2 separate regions of the Homo sapiens genome follow, and region 2 is linked to region 1. Evidence: chromatin loops called from intact Hi-C (ENCODE). Cell type or tissue: CD4-positive, alpha-beta T cell. All regions are shown on one strand. Each heading gives the region's core, and the rest is flanking DNA. Links, peaks and the distances in the headings are about the cores only.

Evidence for each region. Hi-C counts contacts between places; a loop is a spot of excess contacts. Peaks named below come from ENCODE experiments on the same cell type or tissue, not always from the same donor. Only the 100,000 strongest peaks of a DNase experiment are listed, where the experiment ranks them.
Region 2: a loop joins it to region 1, with 18 times the contacts of the local background. A loop is called at or near these places in 3 of 110 quality-filtered maps.

Annotation. Positions count from the first base shown.
Region 1 is chr4:129,638,492-129,643,879 of GRCh38, reverse strand. No RefSeq gene overlaps it. Among named protein-coding and RNA genes, the nearest start is that of LINC02466, 130 kb to the left of the region's middle. In CD4-positive, alpha-beta T cell, for the core only: a CTCF peak has its summit at 2,507 (motif pointing right); a DNase peak (open chromatin) is centred at 2,499.
Region 2 is chr4:128,779,911-128,785,298 of GRCh38, reverse strand. No RefSeq gene overlaps it. Among named protein-coding and RNA genes, the nearest start is that of JADE1, 27 kb to the left of the region's middle. In CD4-positive, alpha-beta T cell, for the core only: a CTCF peak has its summit at 2,773; a DNase peak (open chromatin) is centred at 2,778.

The DNA.
Region 1 (5,388 bases), core at 322-5,321:
GACTTGCTTAATTCTATTCTCACGCCTAAGTTACAAATTTCAAAATTTAGATCTGAGAATAAATTTATTTTCAAAACTGGGGTATATTATTCTCACCCTCTAGCATTATCTACAAGGACTATGGCTTTTTATCAAACTTCTTACAGTAAACGATTGCTTTTTTTTATTGGCATAGTACAATAAATAAGAAGCAGAGACTGTTTTCCACAGACAACAGTAAAGATGCCACACATCTTTACTCTGAGACCATTAAAATTTCTGTTAGTGACAATGTTAGAATAGTTTGTTTTAGACTAAACTTCCTGCTAAGAGCACCTATCAAATCTAGGGAAAGTAATTTTTTTAATCTTTATAAAAACATTAAAGAGTTATTTTGTCAATAAAGATTTTTAGGACCAAGACCAAGGGGAAAAGGTCCAGACTAATGACTCCAGAATTTGATATTATTTTTTGTCTCAAGGCATTTGAAATCCCAAAACATATAGCAGAGCGGAACTTTCAGGAGACTCAAGGGGTTAGGCAAAATTTGGAATTTCGAGTTCAGCAGTATAGACAGGCTCTGAAAAGGACCCCAAGCATTTAGTTGTGACTCAAAATGGCTACACTCTAGGAGTAAAAGTAAATGAGAAATACAGCAATTGTCATGAAGATTGAAGCCCAGACAAGTTATTTGAATTCATAATTGAAGTAAAGTGATCTGAATAGTTATTGTCATACTCTACCTGCCTATTAGAAACTAAACCAAGTCCACTTAGGAGAGGTATAATACCATTCAAAGCATCCAATCCCCTTTATAGTTTTTAATATACAGTGTCTAGCATTTAATTTCTTAAAAAAACAGCTATAAAAATACAACATTTAATATAAACCAAGAGGATAAACCTATTATAGAAACAGGCCCATGACAAATCTAAGAAATCGAGTTATTAGACATGGACATTAAAATAAAATTACTGCGATCCTACTGGGATCATCTACCTTCTGCCAATAAAAGATCCTAGTAAAAGCTCAGAAATGGAAGTGTATGAAAAGTAACAGAAAAGATAATTATGTAGGTAAATCCAAATGAATATTGGTTGAATAAAGCAATGGTAATAATGTCCAGTGATGATCAAAATCTATTTTATGTCAAAATAGTTTTGTTTTGTTTTGCAATTGAAAGAAGGTTAAGGAAATTAAACTTACAGTGTTTTGTGTAGCCCTTGAAAACATTTTTCAAGATATATCCATGGTTTGTTAATATTGAAAAATCTACTAATCCAATAGGATCCAAATTTCCACTCTTTATGTATTTAGAGAGATACATTTATAGAGATATTTATAGAGATAAATAAAGAAAGTTAAATAAAAGGAAGATATATATTTTTATGTTTAAACATTAGGTAGCTATTCCAGGGTTCTTATGAAAGGGAGTATAAAACTGCATAAATGAACACAATTATTTTCTGTTTGGATTTACAATGTATTCTATAATGAATACTTTTATAAAGAATAGTGTGCTTCCCTTAAAAGCATTAAGCAAAAGCGTAGCCAAAAGAAAGTGGAAGTAACAATGTTTGACACATTGACAATGAATAAATTTATTATTTAAAATAATCTAATAATGAGAATGTGACATCGGCAAGATGGTGGAATGGGAAGCCCTACTCTCTTCCCCCACTGGAGACACTAACTCAACAACAATACAAGGACTAATTCCCTTTGTGAGGAATACAGACACCAATTAATAAGTTCTTAAACCTTGGGCAAACGCTGTATTGGGCAGAACCTTGGGAAAAAAAACCAGCTGCATTGAAGTGGGTAAAAAATATTGATGGTACTTACTTACTAAAGTCTCTCTCCCATCTCCTCAGCTTCTGGCTTCTCTCTGCGTAGGAAAAGACTAAACCATATGTCCAATATTCAGACTTTTCAGGATACTGCCCAAGGGACTGGTTTCTGTCTTGGTGAATCTAAGCTCTGACAGGAAAGGATGCCAGCTTGGAAGCAGCTGAGAACAAAGGTGACAGTTTAAAGTAGTAGATATTCATTTGCCATAATCTTTCCTCCACAGCTCAGCATGGAATGAGTGAAGAAAGCCCCAAACTCCCAGCTTCTTCCTGGGAAGGGAGTTAACATATGCATCCAATGTTCTGGCTAGTCGGAAGACTGTTTGAGGGTCTAGTTTCTGTCTCACCTAAATCAGACCAATGACAAGACCCAGCATACACTAGGTTACTGGCGGCCACTGAAAGCAAGAGAGTTGAGTGACTTGCTGCTACTTCAGGGGTCTCATGGAATAGGAAAAATAAGTTCAGAAGTCTTTCCCCACCGGGAAAAAAGAGTTGAGTGTGCATCCAGTGTTCTAGCTTTTGGAGAGATTGCTCCAGGAACTGGTTTCTGTCTCACCCAACTTAGAGCACTGACGGAACTTAGCAGATGCTAGAAGCCTAGGGATCACTGAGAACAAAAAGAGAACTGGGCAGCTTGAGGAAACTCCGAAGAATCTGCAGTACTGCAGGCAGACACCAGAGGGTGCAATAAATTAGAAGTACCTGCAAAAAGATATCAGCAAATCCTTCTAATATAGAATTTGCTCATACAAATCTAGAGAAGACATATCAACAGAAAAGGTTTAAGGGGTCGCAGAATCTCCAGCTGGGCTGACTGACGAAGGTCTTTTAATTTACAAAACCAGTCCTTAAATACTAGAAGAGGTGGTTGTTTTCTCAAATGTGTGGATCTAAGTGCAAAATAACAGGGAACCATGGCCTAATCAAAGGAAACAAGGACACATGATTTAATCACAGGAACAAAATAAATTTCCCAGAAATGACCCAAAAGAAATGGAATTATATAACTTTATCTTATAACAAATTCGTAATAACCATCATAAGCATGCTCAATGAGCTCAGGAACAAGATACATGAACAAAATGACAATATCTACAAAGAGATAATTTTTTAAAAAAAGCAATGAAGCAGTAGTTTGGAACTGAAGTATACAATAATTGAATTTAAAAATTCACTACAGGGCTTCAACAGCAGACTTGAACACACAGGTAGAATAACCAATAAAATCAAAGGCAAGTCATTTGGAATTATCCAGTCAGGAACAAAGAGAAAAAAATAATAATAAAGAGCGAAGAAAATGTAAGGAATTTATGGGACACTATCAAATGCATCAATATACACATTATTTGAATACCAAAAGATCAGGAAGAAAGATGAAGAAAGCTTTTGTTTAAAGAAACAATGGCTAAAAAGTCCCCAAATCTGAGGCAGGAAATGGACATCTAAGGTATAAGAAGACCAGAATGAAACCAAGAAAACCCATACCAAGACATGTCATAATCAAATTGTAAAAATCAAAGAAAGAATTTTGAAACTGGCAAAAAATGCAATTCATTATTTACAAAGAAGCTTTCGTAAAACTCTTAGCATATTCTCAGCAGAAACCTGGCAGTCCAGAAGCAAATAGGATGATATATTCAAACTACTTAAGAAAAAAAAATATTGCCATCCAAGAATAATATATCAAGTAAAACTGTTTTTCAAAAATTAAGAAGAAATAAAGTATTTCCCAGATAAACAAAAACTGAAGTATTTCATAAACACCAGGCCTACCTTACAAGAATGCTAAAAGGGGTCCTTCAAGTTGTAATGGAAGGACACCAGACAGCAACCCACAAGTAAACAAAAGTGTAAAGTATGCTGGTAAAGATAGATATAAAGATAAATAGAGAATGCTGTAATTCTGTAACAGTGATGCATGAAGCTTCTCTGAGTGAAGCATAAAGAAGAAAGTATGAAAAATACTAATGAACGGAATTCAGGGGCACAATAAAATGATCATATACCATCACCAAGTGGGATTTACCCATGAGATGCAAAAGTTTTTCAACATATGAAAATCAATCAATGTGATACACTGCCTTAACAAAACAAATAATAAAAAATACATGATCATCTTAATAGATGCAGAAAAAATTGCCAAATTTAACACCTTTTTAAAAACAATGAACACTTAAAGTAGGTGATATGGTTTGGCTGTGTCCCCACCCAAATCTCACCTTGAATTGTAATAATCCCCATGTGTCAAGGGTGGGGTCACGTGGAGATAACTGAATCTTGGGGGCAGTTCCCCCATACTGTTCCTTAGTAGTAAATACATCTCAGGAGACCTGATGGTTTTATAACCGGAAGTTCCCCTACACAAGCTCTCTTGTCTGTTTCCATTTAAGACATTATTTTGCTCCTCGTTTGCCTTCTGCCATGACTGTGAGGCCTCCTCAGCAATGTGAAACTGAGTCAATTAAGCCTCTTTCATTTATAAAGTACCCAGTCTTGGGTATGCATTTATTAGCAGTGTGAGAACAGACTAATACAGGAGGAATGGAAGAAAATTACTTCAACATATTATAGACCATGTTTGAAAACAGCTACCATCATATTCAACATTGAAGAACTGAAAGCTCTTCTTCTAAGAGCAGTAACAAGATAAGAATGCCCATTCTTGTTGTTTCTATTCAACATACTACTGTAAGTCCTAGCTGAAGCAATTAAGCCAAAAAAATAAAAAATAAATAAAAGAGAGAAAACAGAAAAAAGAAAATAAATGAAAGGCATCATAAAGGAAAATTAAATTATTTTTGTTTGCAAATGACATGATTGTAAACACAGAAAACATTAAACACTTTTACAGAAAAACCTATTAGAATTAATAAATAAATGCAGCAAAGTTGCATGACACTAAATCAATATACAAAAAAATTTCTATATACTAGCAATAAAAAGAATTATAAAGGAAATTAAGAAAACAATCCCATTTATGATAGCATCAAAATGAATAAAATACTTAGGATTTAACTAAGGAGACAAAAGATTAGTTCAGTAAAAACTACAAAGCACTGGCTGGGCACAGTGGCTCACGCCTGTAATCCCAGCACTTTGGGAGGCCGAGGCAGGAGTATCACAAGGTCAGGAGATCAAGACCACCCTGGCTAACACGGTGAAACCCCATCTCTACTAAAAATACAAAAATTAGCCGGGCATGGTGGCAGGCGCCTCTAGTCCCAGCTACTTGGGAGGCTGAGGCAGGAGAATGGCGTGAACCCAGGAGGCGGAGCTTGCTGTGAGCCGAGATTGTGCCACTGCCCTCCAGCCTGGGCGACAGAGCCAGACTCCGTCTCAAAAAAAAAAGAAAACTACAAAGCACTGCTGAAAGAAATTAAAGAAGACACAAATACAAAGAAATGCATGCTGTGTTTATGGATTGAAAGAATTAATATTGTTAAAATATCATACTACCTAAAGCAATCTATAGATTCAATGCAATCCCCATCAAAATCTCAATGACATTTTATTTTTGTAGAAATAGAAAAAAATACTAGAATTCTTATGAAACCAC
Region 2 (5,388 bases), core at 324-5,323, 860 kb after region 1:
GCACTCCAGCCTGTGCAATGACACTGAAATTCTGTCTCAAAAAAATTTTTTTAAATAAATAAATAAATAAATAAATTTACTTAACCTACTTTAAGTATTTTATCTGCATTTGTAAACTTAAAGTAATTAATTTATTTTGTCAAGTACTTCAGTTGTATGACTGACAAAAATTCCTTTTCAAGTATTTATGTGATTCATATATATGCAATCGATTAATCTTAAAAATATGTTAATTTTAGGTTCTTTTAAATGTCTAATATTACATTTACATTTTGAAATATTTCCACTTAAAATCACAAATGTAAGTCAATTACTTAGATCATATGTTTTAAATAAGTACTACACGACTAATATATTTTTCTTTTTTCTTTTCTTTTTTTTTTTTTTTTTTTTTTTTTTTGAGAAGGAGTCTCGCTCTTTCGCGCAGGCGGGAGTGCAGTGGCGCGATCTCGGCTCACTGCAAGCTCCGCCTCCCGGGTTCACGCCATTCCGCCTCCCGGGTTCACGCCATTCTCCTGCCTCAGCCTCCAGAGTAGCTGGGACTCCAGGCGCCCGCCACCACTCCCGGCTAATGTTTTTTTGTTTTTTGTTTTGTTTTGTTTGTATTTTTAGTAGAGACGGGGTTTCACCGTGTTAGCCAGGATGTTCTCCATCCCCTGACCTGGTGATCCGCCCGCCTCTGCCTGCCGAAGTGCTGGGATTACAGGCGTGAGCCACCGTGCCCAGCATGTTTGATTTTCTTAATCATTTCTATATTTAATTGTCAACCTACCTAGGTTTAAAATACATATTGCTTTAAGCCGGGTGTGGTGGCTCACACCTGTCATCCCAGCACTTTGAGAGGCCAAGGTGGGCGGATCACCTGAGGTCAGGAGTTCGAGACCAGCTTGGCCAACATGGTGAAACCCCATCTCTACTAAAAATACAAAAATTAGCCAGGCATGGTGGTGCGTGCCTGTAATCCCAGCTACTCAGGAGGCTGAGGCAGGAGAATCCCTTGAACCTGGAAGGCGGAGGTTGCAGTGAGCTCAGATCGCACCAGGGCACTCCAACCTGGGTGACAGAGTGAGATCTGTCTCAAAAAACAAACAAATAAAATAAAATAAAATAAAACACTTATTGCTTTAAAAAACAAAAGATTTTTCTCAAATTCTTTTGAATATACCTTCCAAAGCTGGTATTGCACGAAGTCTAGAGCCACATATTTCTACGGGGGCCAAATGCGGTAACTGACACGTGTAATCCCAGCACTTTGGGAGGCCAAGGTGGGAGGATCACTTGAGTCCAGGAGTTTGAGACCACCCTGGACAACATAGGGAGACCCCATCTCTACAAAAATTAAAAATTAGCTGGATGTGGTAGTGCTCGCCTGAGATCCCAGCTATGTGGGAGACTAAGGTTGGAGGATCACTTGAGCCCAGGAGGTTAAACCTGCAGTGAGCACAGCACCTTAGCTTGGACCATAGAGGAAGACCTCGTCTCAAAACAAACAAACATAAACAAATACCTAGGGAATTCTGTTCATAACACCACTACCAGGAGATGAGTTCCTTTTACTCTTAATATGACATGAACTTTAGAACTTAAAAAGGAGTTGTAGCCAGCCTCCAAAATAACCCCCAGAGATTCTCTCACACCTCATAGTCACTCCCTTGGGTGGATACTTCCACTCTGAACAGGGCTGACCTGGAAAATCAATAAGACAGTGTGGAAATGATGTAGAGTGACTTCTGAAGCTAGGTCATCAAAAACATTTCTACTTCTACCTTGCATGCTCTTGGATCATTTGCTCTGGACGAAGCCAGCTACTCATGCACTCCTGTGGAGCAGTCATGTAGTGAGGAACTGAGTCCTCCTACCAATGGCCAGCATTAGCTTGCCATGAGTATGAATCACCCATCTGGGAAGTAGATCCTCTAGCCCCAGCCAAGCTTTCAGATAACTGCAGCTCACACCAACATTTTGACTGCAACCTCATGAGGGATCCTGAATTAAAAATGAGCCACTCCATTCTGCCCTCTTCCTCCCCCAAAGCAACAACAACAAGGAAACACCAGAAACATCAAGCAGCTCCTAAATTCCTTCTTTTTTTTTTTTTTTTTTTTTTTTTGAGACGTTGTCTCGCTCTTTCACCCAGGCCGGAGTGCAGTGGTGCAATCTTGGCTCACTGCAACCTCTGCCTGCCAGGTTCAAGCAATTCTCTGCCTCAGCCTCCTGAGTAGCTGGGATTACAGGCGCCTGCCGCTACGCCTGTCTAATTTTTGTTTTTGTATTTTTAGTAGAGACGGGGTTTCACCAAGTTGGCCAGGCTGGTCTTGACTCCTGACCTCGTGATCCACCCACCTCGGCCTCCCAAAGTGCTGGGACTACAGGCTTGAGCCACCGCTCCCGGCCAGCTCCTAAATTCCTAATCCACAGAATCCCTGTAAAATTATAAACATTTATTATTGTTTTAAGCCTCTAAAGTTTGGAGTAATTTGTTTCATAGCAATACATAACTAATAAGAAATGCTCACATTAGCCCACATCTTTGAACCTAAATCATATCATTATCTAATTTCCAAGCCTGATTAGCTCCTATAAACCTCCATTCAGTGATTACACCATTTGTTTGGATTAAGCTATTGATTGTTTCATCTCATCCTGAATTCTTTTTCTATTCCTTCTATCTGTTAGGTCCACAATTCTACAGAGATTCTAGATCATACCTAATTCTGTGGCTTGTCAGCCTATTCCTGACACACTATCACAACTCCAAAGCGTGGCGTTCTGCTGCCACCTATCATCACAGCCTCCTCCTAGTCACCAGATTGACAGTTTATGTTCTAACAATAAAAGATGGAGGCATCTTTTTCCCAAATCTACTGCTCCACTGTTTGTGAAGTCTAATAAGCCATCTTAACATGGCTAAAAGAGAACCCTGGATTTTTGTCTATCCTCGCCTACTTTCCCCATTCTTTCACAGCCCCATAAATGGCATCATCATCCATCCAGTTGCTCATACCAAATACCTTAGAGTCATTCTGGATTCCTTTCTTCTTCTCACACCATTGGCAATGCCTTTAGACTCTCTCTCCAGATACATCCTGGATTTGTTAACTTCTCTTCATCTTCATTCCTAGCAGCCTAGACCTAGTTACTGTCTTTCACCAGGACTACTGCCATAGTCTCCCAACTGTAATCCCTGATGCTTTTCTCTGGTTTTCAAAAATCAACTGTTGTGAATAAAACAGCTGTAAACCGTCACATAAGGGTCTTTCTGTGACATATTTTATTCTCTTGAGTAAATACCAAGAAGTAAGATTGCTGTGTCATATGGTAAGTACCTGTTTAATTTTATAAGAAAGTGCCAGAAGTTGGGCACGGTGGCTCATGCATGTTATCCCAGCACTTTGGGAGGCAGAGGTGGGTGGACCACGAGGTCAAGAGATTGAGACCATCCTGGCCAACATGGCGAAACCCCGTCTCTACTAAAAATACAAAAATTAGCTGGACGTGGTGGTGTTTGCCTGTAGTCCCAGCTACTCACGAGGCTGAGGCAGGAGAATTGCTTGAACCTGGGAGGCGGAGGTTGCAGTGAGCCAAGATCTCGCCACTGCACTCCAGCCTGGGTGACAGAACAAGACTCCATCTCAAAAAAAAAGAGAAAGAGTGCCAGACTTTTTTTTTTTTTTTTTTGGTAAGGAGACAGGGTCTCACTCCCATTGCCCAGGCTGGAGTGCAGTGGCGTAATCACAGCTAAACTGCAGCCTCGACTTCCCCGGCCCAGGTGATTCTCCCACCTCAGCCTCCCAAGTAGCTGGGACTCAGATGCGCACCACAATGCCTGGCTAATTTTCTGTATTTTTCATAAAGATGGAGTTTTGCCATATTTCCCAGGCTAGTCTCGAACTCCTGGGCTCAAGCCATCAGCCCTCCTCAGCCTCTCAAAGTGCTGGGATTACAGGCATGAGCCACCATGCCAAACTATTTTTTAAAGCAGATATACCATTTCGTATTCCCATCAGTAACATGGGATTTCCACATCCTCTCCAGCACTTGGTATTGTTTTTTTTCTTTTTTAAGCCATTTTATTATGTGTGTAGTTGTAGTAGTTCTTTTTTTTTTTAAATTTGCATACAGTGAAATGTACCAATCCTAAGTGTACCATCCAAAGAGTTTTTATAAACGTGTATACCCATATAATCAAGATGTAGAACATTTTTATTACCCTCATAAATTCCCTAGTAACCCTCTTTCAGTCAATCCTTGTGCCCCTAGAAGCAGCCACTTCTATTGCTATCACCATAGGTTAGTTTTACCTCTTCTTAAACCTCATAAAAGAAATAGTACAGCATATACTGTTTTGTGTCTGGCTGGTCTTACTCAGCATAATGGTTTTGAGATGCATCTATGTTATTTTGTGTATCAGTAGTTCTTTATTTTTATTGCTGAGTAGTATTTTATTGTATGAACATATCACAATTTGTTTATCTAGTCACCTTTTGATGGACATTGGGGTATTTCCAGCAATTTCATTCGTAAATATTTACCCAAGAGGAATTAAAGCATATGTCTCCAAAAAGACTTGAACAATAATGGCCTGCTTTCTTTCTTGATTCATTACAATCCATTCTCCTTACAGCAGCTAGGGAGATCTTTTAAATAAATCACTCAAATCCCATCACTTCTCTGCTTCCATACCCTTTAGTGACTTCCCATCCCACTTAGGAGAAAATGCAGGCTGCCTACCATGGCATGTGAACCCCAGACATCAGTGAGTCTTAACTAGGTTGCACACAGGAATCCCCTGGGATCTTTTGATGCCTGGGCCCCACCTTGGATCAAGTGAATCAGAATCTCTGGAGGAAGGCCCCACATGTTTCTTAAAGCTCCCCAGGAAATTCTAAACAGCTCTCAGGTTTGTGAGGTCCTGACAGTGTGACCTGACCCTGGCCCTTCAACTTTATCACACACCACTCTCCTCTTCCTCTCAACCCTCTGAACACAGCAGTTTTATCCCCATCTCAGGGATTTTGTGCTGGTGTTTCTTCTGCCTGGAATATTCTCTACATTTTACTGTGACTTGTTCTTTCTTGTAATTCAGGTCTCAGCTGAAATGTCACCTGTTCAGACGGTTTTCCTGCTCACCTACTCTAAAGGAGCCGTACGATCCCCACAGCATGTCATCTGTTCAAATGCCCCATATCACATTTGTTTTTGTTTTGCTTTTCTCTTTTCTTTTCTCCTCTTCTCTTCTTTTCTTTCAGAGTCAGGGTCTCACTCTGTCACCAAGGCTGGTGTGCAGTGGCATGATTACAATCATAGCTCACTACAACCTAGAACTCCTGGGCTTAAGTAATCCACCCTCCCCAGCCTCCTGAGTAGCTGGGACTACAGGTGCGTGTC